Linked DNA regions of Homo sapiens: all the other regions are linked to region 2. Evidence: read pairs that join two places in POLR2A ChIA-PET (ENCODE). Cell type or tissue: GM12878. All regions are shown on one strand. Region 1 holds the start of LOC124902226 (a long non-coding RNA gene). Region 2 overlaps PTCSC2 (papillary thyroid carcinoma susceptibility candidate 2). Region 3 overlaps GABBR2 (gamma-aminobutyric acid type B receptor subunit 2).

Evidence for each region. Peaks named below come from ENCODE experiments on the same cell type or tissue, not always from the same donor. Only the 100,000 strongest peaks of a DNase experiment are listed, where the experiment ranks them.
Region 1: POLR2A ChIA-PET joins it to region 2 with 5 read pairs; 10 of 35 experiments call an interaction of 5 or more read pairs at or near these places.
Region 3: POLR2A ChIA-PET joins it to region 2 with 5 read pairs; 2 of 35 experiments call an interaction of 5 or more read pairs at or near these places.

What each region holds. Positions count from the first base shown.
Region 1 is chr9:97,987,416-97,995,415 of GRCh38, reverse strand. ANP32B (acidic nuclear phosphoprotein 32 family member B) reads right to left here. Exons shown (of 7, transcript NM_006401.3): 2 at 636-785. LOC124902226 (a long non-coding RNA gene) reads left to right here and starts at 7,613. Exons shown (of 3, transcript XR_007061686.1): 1 at 7,613-7,896. LOC124902225 (a long non-coding RNA gene) reads right to left here. Exons shown (of 2, transcript XR_007061685.1): 2 at 3,722-6,450. In GM12878, no CTCF peak of the experiment used is centred here; a DNase peak (open chromatin) is centred at 7,738; H3K4me3 peaks cover 2,223 bases; H3K27ac peaks cover 542 bases.
Region 2 is chr9:97,700,147-97,708,146 of GRCh38, reverse strand. The region is part of intron 10 of PTCSC2 (papillary thyroid carcinoma susceptibility candidate 2); the gene reads left to right. It also overlaps the pseudogene KRT18P13. Among named protein-coding and RNA genes, the nearest start is that of XPA, 6.8 kb to the right of the region's middle. RefSeq lists enhancers at 4,140-4,259, 3,244-4,443. In GM12878, no CTCF peak of the experiment used is centred here; DNase peaks (open chromatin) are centred at 3,926 and 4,246; H3K27ac peaks cover 339 bases.
Region 3 is chr9:98,381,298-98,389,297 of GRCh38, reverse strand. It overlaps GABBR2 (gamma-aminobutyric acid type B receptor subunit 2), which reads left to right. Exons shown (of 19, transcript NM_005458.8): 10 at 294-444; 11 at 3,526-3,658. Among named protein-coding and RNA genes, the nearest start is that of TBC1D2, 130 kb to the right of the region's middle. RefSeq lists a silencer at 312-490. In GM12878, no CTCF peak of the experiment used is centred here; no DNase peak of the experiment used is centred here.

The DNA of each region.
Region 1 (8,000 bases), 290 kb before region 2:
GCAAGACTTATATAACCACATATCTTTTCCTATATAATGGGAAGGGTATGGGGTTAGGAGATACGGGTTCTAGTTTTGGCTCTAGTACTAACCACTTCTGTGGGTGGCTTTAGGCAAATTACTACACTTTCCTGGGACTATTGCTGTGCCTATAAAATAAGGGGTTGGGTTAGAGGAGCAAAGTTTCTTCCAGTTCTGACATTCTGGGACTCTGTGACAGTTAAATGTGCAGTGACAAGAGAAAACATTTTTATGTTGCATTTGGTCCCTTTTTCCGAAAGGATAGAGAATTGTTTTTATAACAATTAACAAATAAATTACTCAACACAGTAATTATTCTTCCTAACTACTACTTATTGAGCACCCAACATGCATTATTTCCAAACTTCACAGCAATTCTGCAAGGTCAAGTAATACCACCAGTTTACAGGTGAGGAAATTGGGCCTTAGAGAGATTAAGTAACCTGCAGAAGTTTGCCCATCAAGGAAATGCTAGGGCTAGAATTCAATCCCATATCTGCCCAGTTCCAAAGGCCATGTGCTTTCTGCTACACTAAGTGCTTCCTTACAGGTAAAATCATACATTTTCCCTTCCCAGGATCGTTCTCTTTTACTGTTAAAGAAAAAGCACTTACCTTTTTCAATTTAGGCAGCTTGGGGAGATTTGAAACTGAGATCAAGCCTACATTTATTAAACTGAGGAACTCTAAGTTCACAAATTCAGCTGTTAAGCCCTCAATTTTTCCATCATTTGATTTGCAATTGTCCAAGACAAGTTCTCGAACCTGTGGATGACAAAGAAAAAAGGATAAGCTCTCAAAAACACATTGAAAACAAACAACAATGCAGAAACTTCTACCATAAATATCCTGCAAAAACACCCATATATACAGGCAGCCTCTTACTTAGACCTAGATCATAGTTATAAAAAGATAAAAACTGATTAAGCCTTCAGTAACAATATACTGACAGGTTCAAAGATGGAATATTATTCCATGGGTATAAACACTTACGCTCTTTGTTTTTCCAGAAACAGAAACTATACTTTTTAAGATATAAGTGAAGTAAGCGTATTCCCCTTATTTCTTTTCTCCAGCCTGTTCCCCAAAGGGCAGCTTTTATCTAAATGCAAATGCAGAATGAAGACACTCTTTAGGCTGGGTCTACCTTAAGGCCCAGAAGATGACCCCTGGAAAAGAGGAAAGCTTTATGTTTCCTATCAAGACCACTAAGAGATTCTGGCTAGAGGTTTCTGCACCAACGCACTTTCCAACTCTGGTTTTAGTAATCTTTGCCAAGATTATCTTGACACTGGGAAAAAAAATCAGGATGCAAGAGTCCTTAATTCAAAACAAAGATCAATCTGGATTGCACTTGAGAAAGATGTTTCTAGCAGAGAACTGCTACATAATAAATTAAATTGCATTTTCAGGCTACACAGTCTCTTTTTCAGAATTTAAGTCCATCCAAGAGTATCACATCTGGCCGGGCGCAGTGGCTGACGCCTGTAATCCCAGCACTTTGGGAGGCTGAAGTGGGCAGATCACCTGAGGTCTGGGGTTCAAGACCAGTCTGGCCAACAAGGTGAAACCCCCTCTACAAAAATACAAAAATTAGCCAGGCAAGATGGCGAGTGCCTGTAATCCCAGCTACTTGGGAGGCTAAGGCTGGAGAGTCGCTTGAACCTGGGAGGTGGAGGTGGCAGTTAGCCGAGATTTCGCCATTGCACTCCAGCCTGGGCAACAGAGTGAGACTCCATCTCAAAAACAGTATCACATCTGATGATTTGAACTTTTGAATATTGATTATTTAATAGTCTACATGCAGATCCACCACAATAATCCATATTGCCATTCTTGCTCTATGATCATCCTGAAACTTGCAACTTTTTAGCTCACTTTGATCTACTCACAGTGATGCAAATTACCATTTTAACTGCACCAACAAAGGCATTCTTTTAGTGAACCTACCATATTTAATAGCATTAATCAAGCATGTATACAGTAGGGAGATGCTGACAGTCTGAAAAGAGAAGAGGAGCTATTAACAGTGTCCTCATCCTCTCATACAAAATCCAATGATGCTACTCTAGTAATTGCTATCAATTATAGAGTACTTAATCATTTATTCTTTTTACCACCACTCTCCTTCCCCCATTTACAGAGAAGGAAACAGATTTCAAGTCAGCAATGCCCACAACATAGTAAGTGCCTAACCGCTTCTCACTACCCTGTCTACTTCCTCTTCAGAAGCCAGGCATCCTTTTTACTCTTTACATCCACTTACTTCTTCCTTCCTTCCACTTTTCTTTAGGTATCTCTGCCATTCTTCCCTTTTCTGATAAGAAATGGGCACATCTGAAAACTTAATAGGTCAACTCTGACAAAAGCTGGGCTCTGGAGACATATGCCGGGGGTTGAATCCTGGTTCACCTCTGCCACTCAGAACTTGTGCGACCTTGTGCGAGTCACTTAACTTCTCTGTGCCTCAGTTTCCCATAAAGTGGAGATAATAGTACCTACCTCATGAAGTTGTAGAGACTAGGGCTTGGAACATTATAAATGCCCAGAAAGTAACCTCTGGGTAAAGGGAATGGGAAATGTCAGTGACCTTTGCTGTTTACTTTACTTATATCTGTACTAAGTTTTTTACAACCATGTATTTATTCTGTATTAAAAAGCAACTAAACATAAAACCAACGAACCATTAAAATTTTAAAAAGGTCGACTGTCATCACCCACCAATGTAAACAGTATACTGCAATACAATTAAAATGTTCCCATTTAGCTTGGGAGAGTTTCTATAATTTTATCCAAAATAATCCAAAAACGTTATACAAAATACACCAATATGCCAAAAGTGAAGTGAAGAAGAATTAAGAGTTAGCCACACTGCCTCTCAGCTCACAGAGTGAAATCACCTCTTAAAGACATTTCTTTCAACTTGCAAAATTCCACTTGAACCACTGCAAGGCGTCATCAGAAAGTATCACAGGACTCAAATGCAGGTTAAAAAATGTTTTTGCTGGCTGGGCGTGGTGGCTCATGCCTGTAATCCCAACACTCCTGGGAGGTCAAGGCGGGCGGATCATCTAAGGTCAGGAGTTCAAGACAGCCTGGCCAACACAGTGAAACCCCATCTCTACTAAAAATACAAAAATAAGCCAGGCATGGTGGCGTGTGCCTGTAATCCCAGCAACTTGGGAGGCTGAGGCAGGAGAATTGCTTGAACCTGGGAGGCAGAAGTTGCAGTGAGCTGAGAATGTGCCACTGCACCCCAGCCTCGGTGAAAAAGGAGACTCCATCTCAAAAAGAAAAAGAAAAAAAAAGTCACCGCTAGACTAAGCTTCATGATGACAGGATCATGTATATTCTGGTTACCACTATATCACTGTGTAAGAGCCTACATAACTGCGGAATGAGGAAAAAAACGGTCACAGGTTTGTCAGCAATATTGTACAGAGGTTTGTGTCACAATTGTGGGGGACTAAGATGAAAACCTGGACATAAAAGGGACCAACTTTCTGATCACAGAGTATTTTTTAAGAAAGCACAGTGTGTGGATATATTATAAATCACTTTACAATCCTTCGTGTTGAACATTTGTGCTCAATTTTCCCTACTATAAATAATGCCATATCTTTACTTAAAATGTCTTCTGTATTTAGGACTGTGTTTTCAGAATCCATTGCTAAGTGAAAGAATACAAACATCTGAGTGTGTTATTAGTTAAGAGTTCTTTATTTAAAATGTCAACTTCTCTTTTAAATGAGTAGTTCATTTTAACTGCCACAAAATTATTTTCTGATTTATTTGACTGTTACTTTTTGTAACCTCTCGATTACGGAAATTCTGGCTATTTGCATTTATCTTGTTCTTGAGGATATCTTCTATTTTTTTTACCCTAAGTGAGGAAAAAATAAATACCCCAGCAGAAACACTAACGAAGGACAGACAAGCTCTAAAAGACACAAATAGCCAACACTAAAAAAAACTGTTCAAGGCCAGGTGCAGTGGCTAGTGCCTACAATCCCAGTATTTTGGGAGGCAGAAGTGGGAGGACCACCTGAGCCCAGGAGTCCAAGAGTCACCTGGGCAACATAGGGAGACCCTGTCTCTACAAAAAATAAATAATTATCTGGGCATGGTGGTGCATGCCTGTGGTCCGAGCTACTTGAGAGGCTGATGCAGGAGGATCACTTGAGCCCAGGAGGTCCAGGTTGCAGTGAGCCATTATCATGCCACTATGCTCCAGCTTGGGCCACAGAGACCCAGTTAAAAAAAAAAAAAGTTTGGCTGGGCACGGTGGCTCACGTCTATAATCCCAACCACTTTGGGAGGCTGAGGCGGGCAGATCACCTGAGGTCAGGAGTTTGAGACCAGCCTGGCCAACCTGGCGAAACCCCATCTCTACTAAAAATACAAAAAAATGTGCCGGGCATGGTGGTGTGCACCTGTAGTCCCAGCTACTCGGGAGGATGAGGCAGGAGAATGCTTGAACCCGCGAGGCGGAGGGTTGCAGTGAGCCAAGATTGCGCCACCGCACTCCAGCCTGGGCACCAGAGCAAGATTATGTCTCAAAAAAAAAAAAAAAAAAAAAAAGGTTCAACTGTAAGCAGTAAAAGTGCATATTAAAAATGAGGTATCATTCTACTCTTGTTGGAGGAGGGACAGCTCCTTCAAGAGAGATGGCTAGGATGGACACAGATGTAGGTGAGTTTGTTAAGTGAGAATGAGAAGTTCAGGAAATGAATACCTGAGACCTTTAATTGCCTCTACCAGTAAGAGGCAATAAGATATACTGGGATAAATAGGGCAGAGAGTTGTTGGGCTAGGCAGAAAAGGCAAGTCCCTTGACTTTTCCAGAAAGGCTGAGAATGTAAAGAAACATGCCACCCCAAGAACAGAACGCCAGAAGCATACTGAGAAGATGAGTCACTGGGGAATAAGCACAGAGGAGAATGGGAATTACTGCATAAAGCAGAGACCACTGGAGGGCCCCACTTAGGGCTGTACCCAAGGATAGCAGGTCTAAATGTTCCATCAGCCAACTTCAAGGTTGTTGAAAGTTCTTAACAGGACCTTGATGAAAGGTATTCTGAGCTCGGATATTGTTTCAATGGCAGAAAAGTGGCATTTGAGGTGCAGAAAAAGTGTATTTACATGTGCAACACACATACACAGGTGCACTCACACTCAGTGATAACTGAGTAGTTAGAATTTAGGGCTTATATACCTAACTTAGAAGAGGAAAGGACAGCAGGAGAAAAACCTTTTGGGAAGAACAGATTTCTTTAGGGAACACAAATGGTATTTTCAGAACAAATGAGAGATCAAGTTTACAATGTCTGTCTACATAGGTATGAGTGGTCTTTCTTTTCTTAGGGCCAAAAGACTACCCCTCCAACCCCTACCAGAGGTTTACTCTTGGCCTCTCTCCTGGGAACAGACTCACTCCAAAGGGAGAATTTATGTCAGCCCTCGTTTGTGACATGTATTTGCTTTTAGCCAGATAAACTCCAAGTAGGCTTCTCTCTGCATCTGTTGAATCTCAAATCTCTTCAGTTTAAAACAATCTTTATATCAACTCTGGGGTTCTCAGTGGATCTCCACAGAGGTAACTAAGCCTCATCTCTTTTCATTCCTTCCTGGGTATAGAGATCTAGACTGCCTTGCAAAGGAGATAACAGCTTTGGAAGAGTGTAGTTGAGACAGTGAGTGGAGCTGGGGTCAAGATGATCCCACAGCTTCCCAATCTAGATTCAGAATAAACCAGAGGTCCTAATCAAAGGAGAAAAGGCCCTAGTTTCTTCTTATATCTCAAATCCTCCCAGAGCTGCTATCTAATGAAGAAAGTTAGGCAGGCACTTGTTCATTTGTGCTTAAATCTGAGGGATCTATTTGATCCAAGAGTTAACTGGCCTTCTGCTTGAAGATGGACAGTTTAACTTTTGGGGCCAAATTCACTCCTCTTCTTCCCTCATGCTCCAATTAAACTTGCCTTTTCTCAAACACAAATTTAAGGTAAACACTTAAAAATGAAAAATCCATACTACCTCCTACTTAACTCATATTTGTTTTCTACAGTTACCAGCAAACAGTAGTTTCCTACTACTTTTTCATTGAAAAATTTGAACTATATTGCAGCCAAATACCTTTTCAGATCTGACTGGAGGATATAACAATGATTTATAACACTACCTCTATGAAAAACAAAACACATTTTAAGTTCTAAATGGCAAAATGCCTATGAGGTCCTTCTTTAAGTTATGATGAGTCTAGGTCATGGGAATATCCCTGGGGATTGGAGCTGGGGGCCACAGGAGATGGAAACATTTTTTTTCCTTTCATTCTCTTCAATTTGCTCATTTGCCACTCCCCTAGCTATTATGAAAAAAGATCAACTTTACCTAACTGGTGGGGCGATGCTCTCCAATTATACCAGCTGTCTCTGCCATAAAAGGAGGAAAGGGTATGGAGGAATTAAAGATCTTTCTGAGTTGTCAATTCTTTTAATTAGAACAATACTGGTTATTATGGTAAGTGAAATAATCCCAAAATATAGAAAGTAATTCCTGCCATCCTTGCAATTTCCATTCTTCTGAGTTAACCAGTATTCAAATCTTCTACCCATTATTTTAAAATAATGTTTCTAAATTAATAGAACTTTTTATTATTTTATTTTTATTTTTGAGATGGAGTCTCGCTCTTTTGCCTATGCTGGAGTGAAGTGGTGTTATCTTGGCTCACTGCAAACTCTGTCCCCGGGGTTCAAGCAATTCTCCTGCCTCAGCCTCCAGAATAACTGGGATGACAGGTGCCTGCCACCACACCTGGCTAATTTTTGTATTTTTAGTAGAGACGGGGTTTCGCCATGTTGCCCGGTCTGGTCTTGAATCCCTGACCTCAGGTGACCCACCCTCCTCTGCCACCCAAAGTGCTAGGATTATAGGCACGAGCCACTGTGCCCAGCCTGGAACGGATCTCTATTAGTGGTTCTCCAATGTGTTTAGGTAGCACGACTGCTGGCATTAAGGAAGGAAACACCAATATTCTACTGGTGGGTATTTAAAGACGGGAACCATTCTGAAAAGCAATCTGGCAGATGGAAAAAAAAATCACATTATAAGATGCTCATTTCAGCAGTATTTAAAACAGCCAAAATCCCTGTGAACAACCTGAGAGGGATGTTTAAATTATGATCTATGCAGACATTAATAATGAGTCTATAAAATAAGGACACACACAAAGATGTTGACTGTATTTTTTTTCTAAAAAAAAAAGCAACAAGCTAGCTAGCATTTGGATTATTTGCATGAACCAAGTTTAGAAAAAATTTAAACATTCTGGTAGACTATAATACACTAAAGTGTCTAGATGGTACGTTAGGCATGTATGATGTCTATCTTCTTTTTGCTTGTCTATACCTACAATTTTTTGGCCTATCTATATCTAATTTTTCTTAAACGAAGATGTATTACTTATACAAGGAAAAAAACCCCAATTAGTTGCTATGCAACCAACTAGAATATCCAATTGAGCTCAAAATTACATCACAGTAGACACAACAAAAGAGGTCAAAAGCTGGGGAGGGGGTGCGGATCAAAAAAAGATGGAAGTTAAAGACAATCTACATTTTTTCTCAGTAAATTGGGACTACGTAAAGACTTTTATTTTGGTATATGAAATGTCACAGTCCAGCATATAGCACACCAGCATTTCGCAGGTGCATAGACTGCAAGCCACAGTAAGGAACTGCTTGGCTTTCTAACTTTGAATGAAAAACTCAGAGCTGATAGGAAGGCTGACTGTCCCCAGATGCGTGGTTAATGAGGTGCTTCTAACAGAGCGACATGTTCAGTTTACTGGAAGGATAAGAATCTCACATAAAGAACAGGTATTCTTTTCCAATTTTAGAATACAACTAAATGTGGTTTATATCTAGCTACTGCATGTCAGTGTCTTCTCATTTTACTGACAAGACCTCCAATTTCCATGGTG
Region 2 (8,000 bases):
TTCCTCCCATGATGCCTGGGGATTATGGGAACTACAGTTCAAGATGAGATTTGGATGGGGACACAGCCAAACCATATCACACCCTTACAGAATTTTTTAACTGAAGTGAGGAATTTATATTTCACTCATTGCTCCATTCCTCCAAGAATGGATCTTGATTTTGTCAAAAGACACATTAGTCATCTTTTCCAGTTCTATGTCATTCATAAATTTGATGAGGACAGTTTCTACATTTTTATATATGTTGGTACATACTGGTTATGCATTCTGCTCATCAAGGTACCTCATAGTCATTGTAGAAAATTTAGAAAATAGAGAAAGCATAAAGAAAAAAATTAAAAAGCCTGTGATATATAGAATATATAAAGAACACTTACAATTCAATAATAAAAGGCAAATGAATCAATTTTAAAATGGACAAAGGATTTGAACACATAATTCTCTAAATAAGATATACCGATGGTCAATATACACCTCAAAAGATGCTCAACATCATTCATCATTAGGGAAATGCAAATTGAAACCACCATGAGATACCACTTCTCACCCAACAGAATGGCTATAAACAAAAAGATAGGTGTTGGCAAAAATCTGGAGAAATTGGAACCCTCATATACTGCTGGTGGGAATGTAAAATAGTGCAGATACTTTAGAAAACAGTCTGGCAGTTCCTCAGAATGTTATGGAGTTAAATATTCCCCAGCAATTCCACTCCAAATTCTATATCTGATTAAAATGATCATATGCATCCACATAAAAACTTTTACACGGATGTTCACAGCAGCATTACTCATAATAACCAAAAAGTAAAAACAACCCAGTGTCCATCAGTGGAGGAATGGATAAATAAAATATGGTACATCCATATAATGGAATGTGGCTTGTCAATAAAAAACCAAAATATCATGCAATACATAAGAACCCTGAAAACATTACGCTAAGTGAAAGAAGCCAGACACAAAAGGCCATGTATTGCATGATTCTATTTATGTGAAAAGTCCAGAATAGTCCAATTTCTGTCTATAGAGAAAGAAAACAGATTAATGGTTGCCCAGGGCTGAGGAGGCTTGAGGGGAAATGGGGGTTTGACTGCTAATGGGTATGAGGTTTGTTTCTGGGGTGATGAACATGTTCTAAAATTGATTGAGGCGATGGTTGCACAACTCTGTGAATATACTGAAAATAATTGAATTGTACACTTTAAATGGGTAATTTGTATGGTATGTGAATTATATCTCAACAAAGCTGGGAGACACTACCTTTTATGAGTGCTCTGTGTAATCTCTCTAATTGTGTTCTCACCAGTGGTGGATGAAGTGTCAATCAGCAGCATTGGCTGGATATGAGTCCACTGTGGGCCAGCTCCTCTGCTGGTCCCTGGATGCAAAGGAATTCTGCCTCAAGAAGCCAGGCACATCTTGTATCATCCAGGGGAAATAAGCATCAGCATCATTATAATACAAGATGCAAGGTTGGAAAATGGGGGTCCTTAGAAGATGGGGATGAGGGGCCAGGGATAAGCCTCAGAGGGGGGAAAAGATTACTTCCAGCTGAAACATTGGAAAAAGGCTTTGAGGAGAGGGAAATTGTATCCTTTCCGATAAGATTGTGACAGGTGGTCATGGACATGACCAGAAGGAGTCTAGATTAGACTTTAAGCTCCTTGAGAGGAGGACCATGACTAATTCATTACTGGTTCCCAGCATAGGACCTGGCTTGAAGAAGGTGCATAGTAAACTTTGTGGAATGCATGAATATACGAATGAAAGAATGAGTGAATGTATAAACAAAAGATTTACAGGGAAAGAAAACAGCATGAGCAAAGCATGGAAACAGAAGGGCACAGGACAGGCCTAGAAAATGCAAACTTGTCCAGTGTGGCTAATGTATAAGGTTCATGATAAAGGTTTATGGAAGGAAAGTTCCTGAAGGGCTACAGGAACCAGGTGATGGGAACTTACAATTAGCTGCAACTGGGAGTCAATAAATGATTTTTGAGCAAAGGAATGGCATGGCAAAAGCTGTACTTTAGAAAGATGGAGCTGTAAGCCAATGTGGAAGATGGATTAGAGGGGTCAGCCTGGAGTCTGGGAGACCAGTTCAGAGGCTATACAGGTAAAATTTGGGGGGAGCTAAACCAGGACAGTGGCAGTAGAGCCAAAGAAGGGATTAAGGCCAGAGACACTCAGCCCCTTTCCAAGCATTATAAACACTACAAAAACAAATGCATCTGGTGATAAATATTTCACCCATTCAACAGAACTATACGTATTAGAGGATGCACTTGCCAATAAAAATATTAGTGGTTTGTGGTTTGAAGCTGCAACCACACTTGTTATAAAGATAATTGAAAGGAAAACTCCCATTTGGGGTAAGAGAGGAGGAAACCACAAGACCATAACCCCATTATGACCAGAGTTCATCTACATAATGGGTGAACCCTGGACCATATTCATCCTCCCTTGGCTCTACCCATGATGGGCAACAATAACTCCAAGACTAAGCTTGAGGCAGAGATGCCCTCTCTGTTTCAAGCCACCTGGTTAGCCACGTAGGGTACTGGCAAGAACCTGGTCTGATTCCAGCTCTGTGCTAACCCATGCAGGACAATCTCTGGTGGAGGAAGTAAGAGGGTAAGAGGGAGACTTGTTCCAGTTTAGAGACTTATAATTTGGTGGTTGAGACTATTAATGCTGGGGCTGGGCTGTGCCTGCCTGAACCCAGCTCTGTCACTTATTAGCTGTATGATCTTGAACAAGTTGCTTAGCATCTCTGTGCTTTAGTCGTCTCATCTCTAAACTGAGACTGGTGAATATGCTTAAAAACTGCCTAGTATTATAGTAAGTACCATATAAGTGTTTGCTATTGTTATTGTTATTATTACAATAAATAATGGCCAATGCTAGACAACAATAGAATGGGTTGTTTGTTCTCAAGTGGAGTGTTCCCCATCACCAAAGTCACACAAGCAGAGACAAGGCGGTTGTAGGGTGCAGCTTTGGACTATGAGTTGTCAGTGCTAAAGAGATATGCAAGTAGTCTTACTCAGTATTATTCATTCAATTTATTTAACTCCACAAGCATTTGCTGAGCAGCTACTCTGTGCTGGATACCATGCTAAGCCCTGGAGATACTGGGATGAATCAGACAGCCTTAGCTCTTAAGGACCTGAAAAGCTAGTGAGGACGGCAGGTGGGTATCACTTCTGGTGGGCTAAGTGCCACAGCACCAGCACAGAGGAGGATCAGGGACAGCCAGAGGAGAGAGTCCGGCTTCCAAAAAGCTGCAACGGGAAGCTAAAGACCTCTGGGCCATATTCAGGATCTAGGGATGCCGAGTGGGAAGACCTGCCCTTGCTGGTCTGTGAGTGGTGAAGATTTTGGCATCCAGAGCTGATGGCCCTGTCCTTAGTTGAATCAGTTGTACACTTCTACTCCTTACTGCTTTTGGAAAGACAATTCTTGTGAGTCTTCAAGATGATTTTGAAACCTCTCCGTGCACATATTTTGTTGATAGATGCTCCACTATGATGTTTTTGCCCAATTCTTTTTTTTCTTTTGGTTCGGGGAGGCTGAAATCTAAGTTTCTTCAGAAGGAGGATTTGTCTGGCCAATCACAGAAAAAAGAGACTGCATTTCCTGGATTACTACATGAATGCAGCTTAAGGCAACAGGATCAGGCTAATTTCTGTGTTGCTGCATCCTTGTTCCAGAAAGATTCCCCGCTTGGTGTGTTTCTTCTCACAGATGTTTCCCTGTTGTGAATTGATGCCAATGATGTTCAAAGTGACCACATTAAGAAGTAAAGCCCCAGGGAACCAGGGGAGAAATAAAAACAAAAAAGAAAGCCACACACAGGTACTATTTACTAGATAATAAAGACAAATGTGTTCATACCCTGTCATCTCAGGCATGAGTCACCCCGGTAACGCACTTAGAGAGCAGGCCCTGTCAGGAAACACTGCCAAGTTTCTCACTCTCCTTTCTGGCCTCCATTCTTACCTTCCTGCTCTTTTTGAGGCTTCGGTGACGGCTTTCAATTCTTTCTATGTTTTGTTAAGTATTCCTCTTTGAGCCAGGACCACAGCTGGTTTGGGAGGTGAGGGAGGTAGAAAGCAGGGAGATAAATGCAGTCACAGGTTTCCCCGAGACTGAATCAGGAGACTCAAGAACACATCTACTGCTCTATTTTCCTTGCCTGTTTCCCTTTTGTGCCCTGACCAAAATGACTCATGCTGCTTTGCTCTGGGCAAGCCCTCAAGCCTCTGTCACCCTGTGGGCTATATGCATTCTTCTTTTCTCCAAAGGAGTCATTTTTACCCAACTATACGAAACTTGCTAACGAAAGTCAGTACACCAAAGAAGGAGTTACCGGCCAAAGAAGAACACAGTTACAAAAGCTGCCAAGAGTTACAGAATCTAGAGCCTATACAACATCCGAGCTGTAGGTCACATTCTCCAGCATTGAGGCTTGGAATGCTTTGTTGGGGAGGAGGTTCTCCGGATTAATTATTTTCAAAAGGTTACCTTGGGGGAAAACTGTGACCTTGTCCTCTAGAAATATTTCACCACATGAGAGATCATTAGGGCTATGGAGTCCATAAGGGCCATCTAGTATGCGGGCTCTCAAATTTGGCTGCCCATTAGAATGATGTGGGGGGGGGGTGTGGGGCTTTACAAAATCCTGATGCTCAGATCTCACTCTGACCCCATGACATCAGAATCCCTGGGGGTGGGGCCTAAGCATTGGTATTTATTAAACACTCTGGGTGCTTCCCGGTACAGCCAAGTTTGGGAACCTGTAATCTAGACCCTTACCATTCCAAGTGTGATCTGTGGTGCCGTAGCACCACCAGAGATAATGGCATTTCTTATTAGACACTCACATTCTTTACTGTAATGGTAGACACATGCCATTATACATTTGTTCAAACTCAGAATGTACAACTCCAAGAACAGCCCTAATGTAAACTATGGACTTTGGGTGATGATGATGTGTCAATGTAGCTTCATCAGTTGTAACAGATGCACCGCCCTGGTTGAGGACGTTAATAATGGGGGAAGATATGTATGTGTGGGAGCAGGGAGTATGTGGAAAATCTTTGTACCTTACTCTCAGTTTTACTGTGAACTTAATATTACTCCAAAGATAAAGTCTAAAAAAAAAAAGAAATGCATATTCTTGGGTCCTACCATAGACCTACTGAGTTAAAATATGCATTTTAACAAGTTACCAAGAGACCTCTACATGCATTCAAATTTGATTTTTGCTTTTCTTGAAAGATTGAAAAATCTGGCAACAAGGGTCCCAAATTCTTTCTTTAAAACTATCAGCTGGAGTTGTATAGTAGGTGTCCTCTTTAAGGGAGATCTCCACACTCCAGTTCGCCTCAGTTTCACAACGGGCTAGGTTCATTAACTTCTATTACCTACCTGAGCCCAGAGAGATACTGAGTTTTTTTTAAATTGTGGTACAATATATATAAAATAAAATGGACCATTAGTGACATGTGGTACATTCACAATGTCGTGCAACCATCACCACCATCTAGTTCCATAACATTTTTATTGTCTCAGAAGGAAACCCCTTATCTATTAAGCACTCATTCCCCGGTTCCTCTTCCTTTCAGCCCATGACAACTACTAATCTGCTTTCTGTCACTGTAGGTTTGCTTATTCTGAATGTTTCATGTAAATGGAATCATACACTCTGTGGCATTTCATGTCTGGCTTCTTTCACTTAGCATCGTATTTTCGAGGTTTATCCATGTTGTGGCATGTGTCAGTACTTCATTCTTTTTTATGGCTGAATAATATTTCTTTGTATGGATATACTATATTTTGTTTATCCATTCATCAGTTGATGGGCAGTTGGGTAGTTTCCAGCTTTTGGTTATTGTGAATAGTGCTACGTGAACGTTTGTGTGCAAGTTTTTCTTCACACACCTGTTTTTAGTCTTGTGGGAACATACTCATGAGTGGAATTACTGACTCATATGGTAATCCTATGTTTCGTGTTTTGAGGGACAAACTGTTTTTCGTGGCAGCTGCACTAGTTTACATTCCCACCAATAATGTATGAGGGTTCCAATTTTTTTTACATCTTTGCCAATACTTCTTTTCTTTTCTTTCTTTTGTTCTTTTTTTAAATTCTAGCCATCATCATTAAAGACCATAAAGGCCACTTTGATTAAGTCTCTTTGGGAGGTTTGAGGGCCATCTTCTAGTTTTTTAAGTTTCTTTCAGACGTTGGGGGCTGACTGGGAAATGAAGTGTAAATGGGTAGGTAGATTCTGCCCCCATTGGTATCAGGGCTTAAGGTGGTATAATTAGTTATGGCCTCTGAAATGCGGGAGAAGAAAAGAGCAGGGTTTTCATTGGGGCCTTGAGTGATTTCTTTTATCTTTTCAGAGTTTACAGCCTTAAGGGCAGCTTTATCCATGCCAGCTAGGAGGCATGATATCATATAGCTTCGTTTCTGTCTGTCTGAGGAAACTGCTTCATAATCCCAATTGGGGTCAGTTCTGGGGACAGCTAGGGTCCCTATAAGGTTATGGGCAGCATCTTGTTGGTGGAGGGTGTCTGCATGGGCCTGGGTGGTTGTCTGGATACATTCCCTGTCATCCGGGATGAGGGAGGAGTAGAGGATGACATAAACGTCATGCCAGGTAAGGTCATAAGATTCAGTGACATACAGAAATTCCTTGTGGGAGGAGCTGGGGTCGGTGGAAAAGGAGCTAAGTCTCTTTTTAAGCTGGGAGAGGTTGGCTAGGGAGAAGGGAACATGAACTTGGACTATGCCTTCGGCCCTAACACCTTTCTCAAGGGAAGGACTTTGTAAGACCTTTGGTAGTGGGAGTGACCTTTGGCAGAAGGGGGTTGGGTGCAAGACCGGGTGTGCAGTGGAGAAGGAAGGTTGGGATGGAGGACCAGGATAAGGGGGTGGGGGAGCGGAGCCGAAGGAGAAGGAGGAGGGGATGGTGGTGGGAGGGGGACTGAGAGAGGGGGTTTGTTGGCAGGGTTGAAATTACAGGAGGAAGGCTTGCCTGGAGGTGTGAAGTGGTATCTCACTGTGCCTTAATTTGCATTTCCCTAATGACTAATGATGAATATATTTTCATGTGTTTGTTGGCCATCAGTACATCCTCTTCGGAAAAATGTCAATTTAAGTCCCTTGCTCATTTTTAAATTGGGTTGTCTTTCTGTTGTTGAGCTGAAAGTGTTTGTTATAAATTCTGGATACTAGACCCTTATTGGATATCTGATTTGCAAATATTTTCTCCCATTCTGTGGGGTTTTTACCCCAATTTTCTTCATAGTGTTCTTTGACGTAGAAAAGTTTTCAATTTTTTTTTGACCTCTGAACTTTTTATTGGCCTCCTGCTCCCCAAAGTGTACCCTGCTTCTGCTGGCTTAATGTCTCAGAACTTTGGTGTCGTTGGTCAGACACCACTTTGCCATCCACTATCCGGCGGGTGGTGGTCTTTTGGATGGTTTGCATGGAGTTGCTGCTGTCCAGGGCATCACCAAGATTGAAGTCCTTGCCATCCTCCAGCAGGCAGCAGTAGGCAGTGCTCTCAGCCTCCAGCTTGACCTTGATGTTCAGCAGGGCCTTGTACTCTTGAGCCTGGCACTGTCCCTCTGCCCGGGTCTGTGCCAGCTCTGACTCCAGGTGCAGCAGGATCCCGTTGAGCTGCTCCCTCTGCAAGGCATAGCGGGCCTCGACCTCCCTCAGGCTGTTCTCCAAGCTGGCCTTCAGATTTCTCATGGAGTCCAGGTTGATCTTCAAGGACTGGACTATACATCTCAGCTCCGTGAGCATCATCCCAGCAGCTCCAACCTCGGTGGACTGCGTGGTGACCACTGAGGTGCTCTCCTCAATCTGCTGAGACCAGTATTTGTCCAGCTCCTCTCAGTTCTTCCGAGCCAGCTCATCATATTGGGGCCGGATGTCTGCCATGATCTTGGCAAGGTCCCGAGACTGGGGGCATCTACCTCCAT
Region 3 (8,000 bases), 680 kb before region 2:
TGATGGTTTTTCAATAGTGTAATTAGACCAAATCAAATTCTAGTCTTCTAATGGCTATTAAATGCATCACAAATCCTTTATTGATTCTATTTAGAGAAAGAAATACAGTCCTAGCTCAGGCTCCCTGTTGAGCAGACTGGCCAACCACCGGATCTGGCTCACCCGGTAGATAGATGTGCCTTGTGTAGAGTTTGTGCGCAGGGCCTGGCTGGATGTCAGGGACACTAAGGCAAAGGTGTTCTCGGGGAATGACTTGCATTGGGTCCCACTGATGTCTTCTCTTGATCCTCTAGGATCCGAACCACCAAAAGACAAGACCATCATCCTGGAGCAGCTGCGGAAGATCTCCCTACCTCTCTACAGCATCCTCTCTGCCCTCACCATCCTCGGGATGATCATGGCCAGTGCTTTTCTCTTCTTCAACATCAAGAACCGGAATCAGAAGTAAGCCACCCTGGTCCTCCTCTGTGATATCACTTTCTAAATTGACAAGCCTATGGACACAGTATAGGAGTGCCACATGACAGATTCCCCAGGGACACAGAAGTCTGCAGGGCAGAGTTTCCCAAAGTGTTCCTCCGTTGCTAGGATGTTGTAGGTGTTACATGCATGTGAGTACGTGTGTGTGCGTGCACGCACACACACACACACACACACACACACACACACACACACACAGAGGCCAGGCTGCTGGTTGCACAGGAGTTTAGTCAAATAAGTTTGAGGAAGTTAAATAAAATCGAAGAGTCCAAGTCCACGGGCCTTCTCAGAGCTTTGGATATACTCCTGTACTTTGTGGAGGTCCAGGAGGAGAGATATAGAAGACAGAATACCCCAAACTTCTTTGCCCCTATCCCCTAGCATCGCTGGGAATCACCACTGAAGGGGGTCACAAAGTCCAGTGAAATGGACTCCCATTGGTACAGTTCATTACGGCCAGGAAGCCCTCCCTTCCATCATCCCGTATGACCCTCCGGATAACTCCTCATTTCACAGAGAAAAGCCCTGAAGTTCAGCGACAGAGTGCTGCTGTCCACTCGTGGCAGACTGTCTTCTTGGTTTCTTGTCTTAATTTCTTTTCCCCACCACGTGCCCTTAATTCTCCAGAGGAGAGAGGCTGACTGAGTTATTCTGGTCAGTCATGGGTAGAACAGGCCGCCACTCCAGGCGGTGGTTTTTACCAAGTGCATTTTGCTTCTTTGGTGTCCATAGCAAATCCCTGAACCCAGCCCCAAGCCTTTTTGTGGAATAAGCAGGGGTGCAGAGCATGGGCCGTCATGGGGACAGCCACAGTGACCACCTACATGGTGCCATGGCTCTGCCATGGTGCCCAGAAGCCACATTGCATGAACTCGTGGGCTGTCGGGAACAAGTCTGATTCTGAAGAAAACAGTTTTTTTGGTTTTTGAGATTTTTAAATTTCTCCCTGCTTGCAAAGAAGGAATTTGGAGGCTCTAGACTTTTGTGTGTGTGCTTGGTTTTTTAATTAATTAATTAATTATTTTAATTAATTTATTTTATTTTATTTTACTTTTTTAAGAGACAGTCTCACTATGCTGCCTAGGCTTTTCTCAAACTCCTGGACTCAAGCGATCCTCCTGCCTCAGCCTCCCAAGTTGCTGGAATTAGAGGCATGAGCCACTGTGTCCGGGGTTATTTTGTTGTTTGTTTGGCTTTTTTTGATAGCAGTTGCTTAGGTCAAACCTATTTCCTGAAAAACAGAAAAGAGTTTTCTTCTCCTGTTATTTTATTTTACTTACAACAAATAGCACATATACTGCCACAAAAAAAAGTGAGGCAACTTTTGTCCACTCCATACAAACCTTAAATGCTCAACATACCTCTTAGCACTTGGCACAGGCCTGGGCACATAATCAGCTCTCAAAGTTAGATTGACAGCCCAGATGCCTCGAGAAGTCCCATCAGGACAGCAAGTTGCCCCATCATAAGACTAAACTCATTGAATTCCTTAACTACCCCCTCTTGGCCTCCTGGGGGAAAGTTACCATTACTCTTTTCAAGAGGCTGGCATCCAGGTGAAGTTTTTTGTTTTGTTTTGTCTTGTTTTTTAACTGGCTTGGCTATTTAAAAATCTGCAGAAAGATAGAAAAAAAATATTGCTATGGTTCCCAATCCCTCCCCCTACTTCTGTCTTCCTAAATCCATCCTATAAGGCCCACCTCCTCTGGGAAGCCTGCCCCAACCCCCAGGCTCTCCCCTCCCCTGACTGCTGTAGTAATAAGAATTGAGGCACCTAAGTAGTTCACGGTTTACAAAAGGACCTCCAAGGACCCAGCGTCATCTCAGCTTCATGTGTGTCCAAGGCAACAGGATCAGTTATACAGGTGAGGAAATTCAGCCAGGCTAAGTGATTTGTCAAGGTGTCACTTTTATGGAGTGGCCGAGTCTAAGCCCTGGACCCCCTGCTCCCAACTTGAAAGCCGGGGTGCAGTTCACAGAGGAAGAGCAGCAGGCTTCTTATTTCCCTCTCCCTTTGACGTATTGCATGTTTAAAATGTGAAGGGTTAACAGAACTGGAGAATGCAAAGGAAAATGTTGGGGAACAATTGGCTGTAATTACAGTCTGCAAAAGAGCCCCTCAACCACAGGGCGCCTAAAACCTGAAGCCCTTCTGAGCTGATTGTGCTGGGGGGGCCAGGCACCTACAAGCCCACTGATGACCCTGGCTTGCTGGGCAGCTGGAGGCCACCACAGGGTTCCGGGAGGAAATGACAGAGAAGGATGCAGCGTCTGGAAGTATAAAGAATGCTCCCTGCTCCCCACTGCAGCCTAGTGAAGACAGGGGTAGTGGGTGGGTTGCGGACTCTGGTGTCTCCCTCTGTCACCCGGTGACTGGGAGAGGTATTCCTGCCCACATGTGTGGCTGTCTTTGTGCACGGAACAGTGTGAGCTTTCCTAAGCAACCCTGAGACTCACAGTTAGGCCTCCTTGACATGGTCTACTCAAGGCTGGGGAGTGTGGTATGGGACTTTCTCCTCACTGTGGGGAACGTGGCTGAAGTTACATGTCACATTCTCTAGATTTGACATGAGTTCTTAGTTCCAGCCAAAAAAAAAAAAAAAAACCTGTTGACTTAATGCTTTTGTTTAAACTGAAAATTAATGGATGAAGAAGCTGATGTGACAAGCTGTCCCTTGGGAAGTAATAGGTGAACTTGACAAAGGAGGCAGGGAAATCAACAATTAGAAATATATAGTTGTCTGAGGTCTTTTAGTGAAGGACAAACAGTAGGTGGGGAGGAGGGTAGAGGAAACCAGAGCTTTTCATTATTTCTCTGTAAGGGGAAGGTTCCAGAGTGAGCACCTGGGTGTTGGGGAAAATCTGACTAGAAATGTGGGACTTCCTGCTGATGTGTCCCCTGAGGCCCCATGGCGTATTTCTGTTTCTCTCTCTCCCCTCTAGCCTGAGCAACAATATATATCTAGCAGGCGTTTAGAAAATACCTGTTGAAGGAATAACTAAATTAACCATTCTGTTAAATCTATTGTCTCTTTCTCTTGTCAGGCTCATAAAGATGTCGAGTCCATACATGAACAACCTTATCATCCTTGGAGGGATGCTCTCCTATGCTTCCATATTTCTCTTTGGCCTTGATGGATCCTTTGTCTCTGAAAAGACCTTTGAAACACTTTGCACCGTAAGTCATTCTGCATAAGCCAGTGGTATATGATAGAAAGTTTCCTTGGTGACCTCAGTCATCGAAAACACAGATGCAAACCCAGAAATACATGAAAATACATGAACAGGCAGGGAACAACCCATTTAGTAGTTTTCAACTCAACAGGGAAGAACGGTGTTACTGTCAGGCCATCACTGGGTATAAATACCACCTACAAAGTTAAGATAATGGACTTCCAGCCCGGGCAACATGGTGAAACCCTGTCTCTACAAAAAATACAAAAAAAAATTAGCCAGGCATGCTGGTGTACACCTGTAGTCCCATCTTCTCAGGAGGCTGAGGAGGGAGGATTGCTTGAGCCCAAAGATCAAGGTTGCAGTGAGTTGTGATCGCGTCACTGTGCCCCAGCCTGGGAAACAGAGAAAGACCCTGTCTCGGAAATAAAGATACTGGACTTACCAGGCCACTGTTAGAAGAGAGCCCACTGAGAATTGACAGAGTAACATAGAAAAGGAGGGGAAAAATATTATCTTCCAGAAAAGCATCAGCGCCAAGGGTCAGAGTCAGGGTCAGGATCGTTTAAGAAGGAACAGATCCTCCCATCTACCTCAAAAACCATCAAAGAATATGACGATAGATCTTTGTATGTCTGACTGAGTTATATGGTAAAAGCTATAATTGTTATTTTCTATTTAAGTGGTGTTTTCTTCAACGGTTTTTTCCTTATTGTTCCCCTAAGGAGCATTTTTAGACATTTTTTCCTAATGATTCCTCTTATGAAAGTTTAATACCAGAAATGTAATGTATATCTGTTTGTGTACTTTATATATATATCTATGGTTTATACGTAAAAAAGAGTAATGTTTCTTCACATTCAAGAACCAACAGTTGCCCCCAAGGGGGCTGTATCATCCCTATTGAGATATATATATATTTAATGAAGTCCAAAGCAGTGTAACTAATTTACTATACATTAGAAAGATTATTTTTAAAGTTAATTAACATGTTAAAAAGTTTAATGCCTAAAGAAATGCCTTTTATTTTTTTTTGTTTTTTGGGTTTTTTTGGAGACAGAGTTTCACTCTTGTTGCCCAGGCTGGAGTGCAATGGTATGATCTCAGCTCACTGCAACCTCCGCCTCCTGGGTTCAAGTGATTCTCCTGCCTCAGCCTCCTGAGTAGCTGGGACTACAGGCATGCACCACCATGCCCAGCTAATTTTATATTTTTAGTAGAGACGGGGTTTCTCCATGTTGGTCAGGATGGTCTCGAACTCCCGACCTCAGGTGATCTGCCTGCCTCGGCCTCCCTAGTTATTTTTTTAAAGGGGGTTATGTATTAGCAATCACTTAATAGTTTTATGGAACTAACTCTCAGTTGAAAATATCATGAACTTACTTTTTAAGAATAAAGTAATCAGTTGGGATGTATTTCTGGACATTGACTATGATCTGTCCAAATGGGGTTAGCCAGCTGGGTCTCTTTAGAGTCCCACATGCAGTAATTCATCCAGTCCCCTGCCTGGAAGACCAGAGCTAGAGGGGATGGTCAAAAGATCGGTGCTGAGTGGATTCATCCAAAAGCCACTCCTTTGTTGGTGCTGTTTTCTTTCAAGACGTTGAGAGCACTGTGGGCCCTTTTTTGCAAAGCAGCCTTTTTTAGACTGCATTTGTTGCTCACAAGCCTCAGTGTTGCCCACTGCTGGATGATGAGGGCTGAAGGCTAGCAGTGAGGGATGCTTAAACGAAGCACCCTTTAAATGTGCTGCAAGTCCCCACTCACACCCCAGATTTTGAGGACTGAGTCCAGGCCAGTCCCTCTGCTCTGGGACAGCACATGGAAAGAAGGGAAGCCCCCCAAGATCTTACAGTCTAGGGGATTTTGCTCCCAGGATTTCTGCGAATGATTAAACTGGACTGACTGTTACACATCATCGAGAAATTGTTCCTGTTACCAGTAACTTCACTGTGAGCTGTCTAGCCAGAGAGAGGTCTACAGATACATTTACTTTATCCTCAATTGGGCAGTGCCTTGAGAAGTGTGTGGTCGAGTCCCCAGTAACTGAGGGGGTAGTGAGGTCACTGGTGTGTTCAGGCCCCTCTCCTCTCCTGGAGGGACCTGCATGACTGTCAAACCCCAGTGCTCCAGGGTCACTTGGTTCACTCTTCCCACTCAAGAGTTTTTCACTCCAAGCCTGGCACTGGCTCATTCCCACCAAAAGATCAAAAGAGTATGGCCTTCTGGCATGAGACTAATTCCCATTATTCTGCCCGTCTGGGAGTGAAGAAGGTGAATACAAAAGATGCAAGTCCCTGGCTTCACTGTGCCTGCAGTCAGCTTCCAAAGAAGCTGAGCTTCTCAAAAGTCCTTGTGGGTGTGGTTCAGTGGGGTTGTTCTCTAAAGAGTATGGCCTCCTGGGGCAAGGTGCAGTGGCTCACACCTATAATCCCAGCACTTTGAGAGGCTGAGGCAGGCAGATCACCCGAGGTCAGGAGTTCAAGACCAGCCTGACCAACATGGAGAAACCCCATCTCTACTAAAAATACAAAATTAGCCGGGCATGGAGGCGCATGCCTGTAATCCCAGCTACTCAGGAGGCTGAGGGCAGGAGAATCGCTTGAACCTGGGAGGCAGGGGTTACAGTGAGCCGAGATCACGCCATGGCACCCCAGCCTGGGCCACAGGAGTGAAACTCCATCTCAAAAAAAAGAAAAAAACAAGGGTGGCCTTCTGGCATGAGAATGATAACCAAAGCGCATGGAAGTCTCGCTAGTTTTAGTGGAAGTGTGAAGGCCACTGAGTCTCTGATATTCCTACATCAGCATGACTTTTGTGCCCTGAGATGCCTAACAATTTCATGGGCATACAATTTATTTATGGTCAGCTTTCCTGGGCAGTGGTGAGGCCTGAATAAAAGGTTGCTCCTGAGGGACCCTGATGAAGTTAAACGAGGAAAGTGAGGATTTCTCTCTTCCATCTGTGCTTAGGCTTCCTCCCCAAGTTTTAGGACACAGTGATGATTACAGTAATGGAAATGGTACTGGGGCCGGGTGCAGTGGCTCATGCTTATAATCCCAGCACTTTGGGAGGCCGAGGCGGGTAGATCACCTGGAGCCAGGAGTTCAAGACCAACCTGGCCAACATGGCAAACCCCATCTCTACTTAAAAATACAAAAAATTAGCTGGGCGAGGTGGCGGGCGCCTGTAGTCCCAGCTACTCAGGAGGCTGAGGCAGGAGAATGGCGTGAACCTGGGAGGCGGAGCTTGCAGTGAGCCGAGATCGTGCCACTGCACTCCTGCCTGGGCGACAGAGCGAGACTCGGTCTCAAAAAAAAAGATACTGGGGGCAAGTTTGGCAACTCCAGTTTCTCAGTGGCATCCCTGAGAGGCAAGGGGCTTGCCTTGTTCCCCAGGTTGAGAACCGGTGGAGCAAAACCCTACCCTCATTCTGCCATGGCCCCAGTCCTTCCCGGGGGCCACTCTGCCCATCTCCTCATCACTTGCTGTTGGACACCTGGGAATGCCTCAGGTGTCCTGAGGCATTCAATCTTCACTGCAGAGATTCCTGCAGCAGACATGAAGGGCTGCCCAGCCTTTAGAAACTCTCTCCTTCCCAGAAAGAAGTTCCTGACATCTCGCCTTGTTCACAAGCCAAAGGCTATGAAAGCACAGGTGCTTTCTCAAGTTTGACCTGAATTCAACAACCACAGGGTGACGCAGGCTAGGGAGCAAAAACAGGGACATCCCCCACACCCAGGGCTTTTCTTTTTAATGAAGCCTGATGTTCTATTCTGGGAGTCACGCTCATTTGTGTGAGGGGAAGGTTGTCCTGGGAAGCCGGGGAAGGCTGATATGAATAAATCATAAAGCGCTTTACAAATCAGCATCGGCTCTGAAAATGAGGGCCCGAAAAGATATTAGGGCCCAGTTCTTGCTGCCCCTGAGAATTAATTTATTTGCAGTCAAGGCTGTTTTAGAAGCTCTACAAAGGGGAGTCCACATGCATGACTGTGGGGAAAAGGCATAGATTATCTACCCCGGACTGAATCGGGTCAGCACAGAGGTGTACATGGGTTAGGGCTGGGGCCATTTATTTACTAATTCTCAATATTGCCCAGGAAGAGGAAGTGAAAGCTCTTGAATTTAGGGCCTAAGTACCAGTGCCTGATGGGTACAATTTGGGTTGTATTCCACCTGCTATTCCAGGGTGGGCAGCTCCTTAATTTCACTTGGTGCCATGGATTCTGTCCTTCGGACCTAGAAGGCTGCTCCCAGCAAACTCCCACCGAGTGGGGAGCTGCAAGGAGAAGCAGGCCCCTATGGTGTAGTGATCACGGATCTTCCAACAACAGCCTGCATTC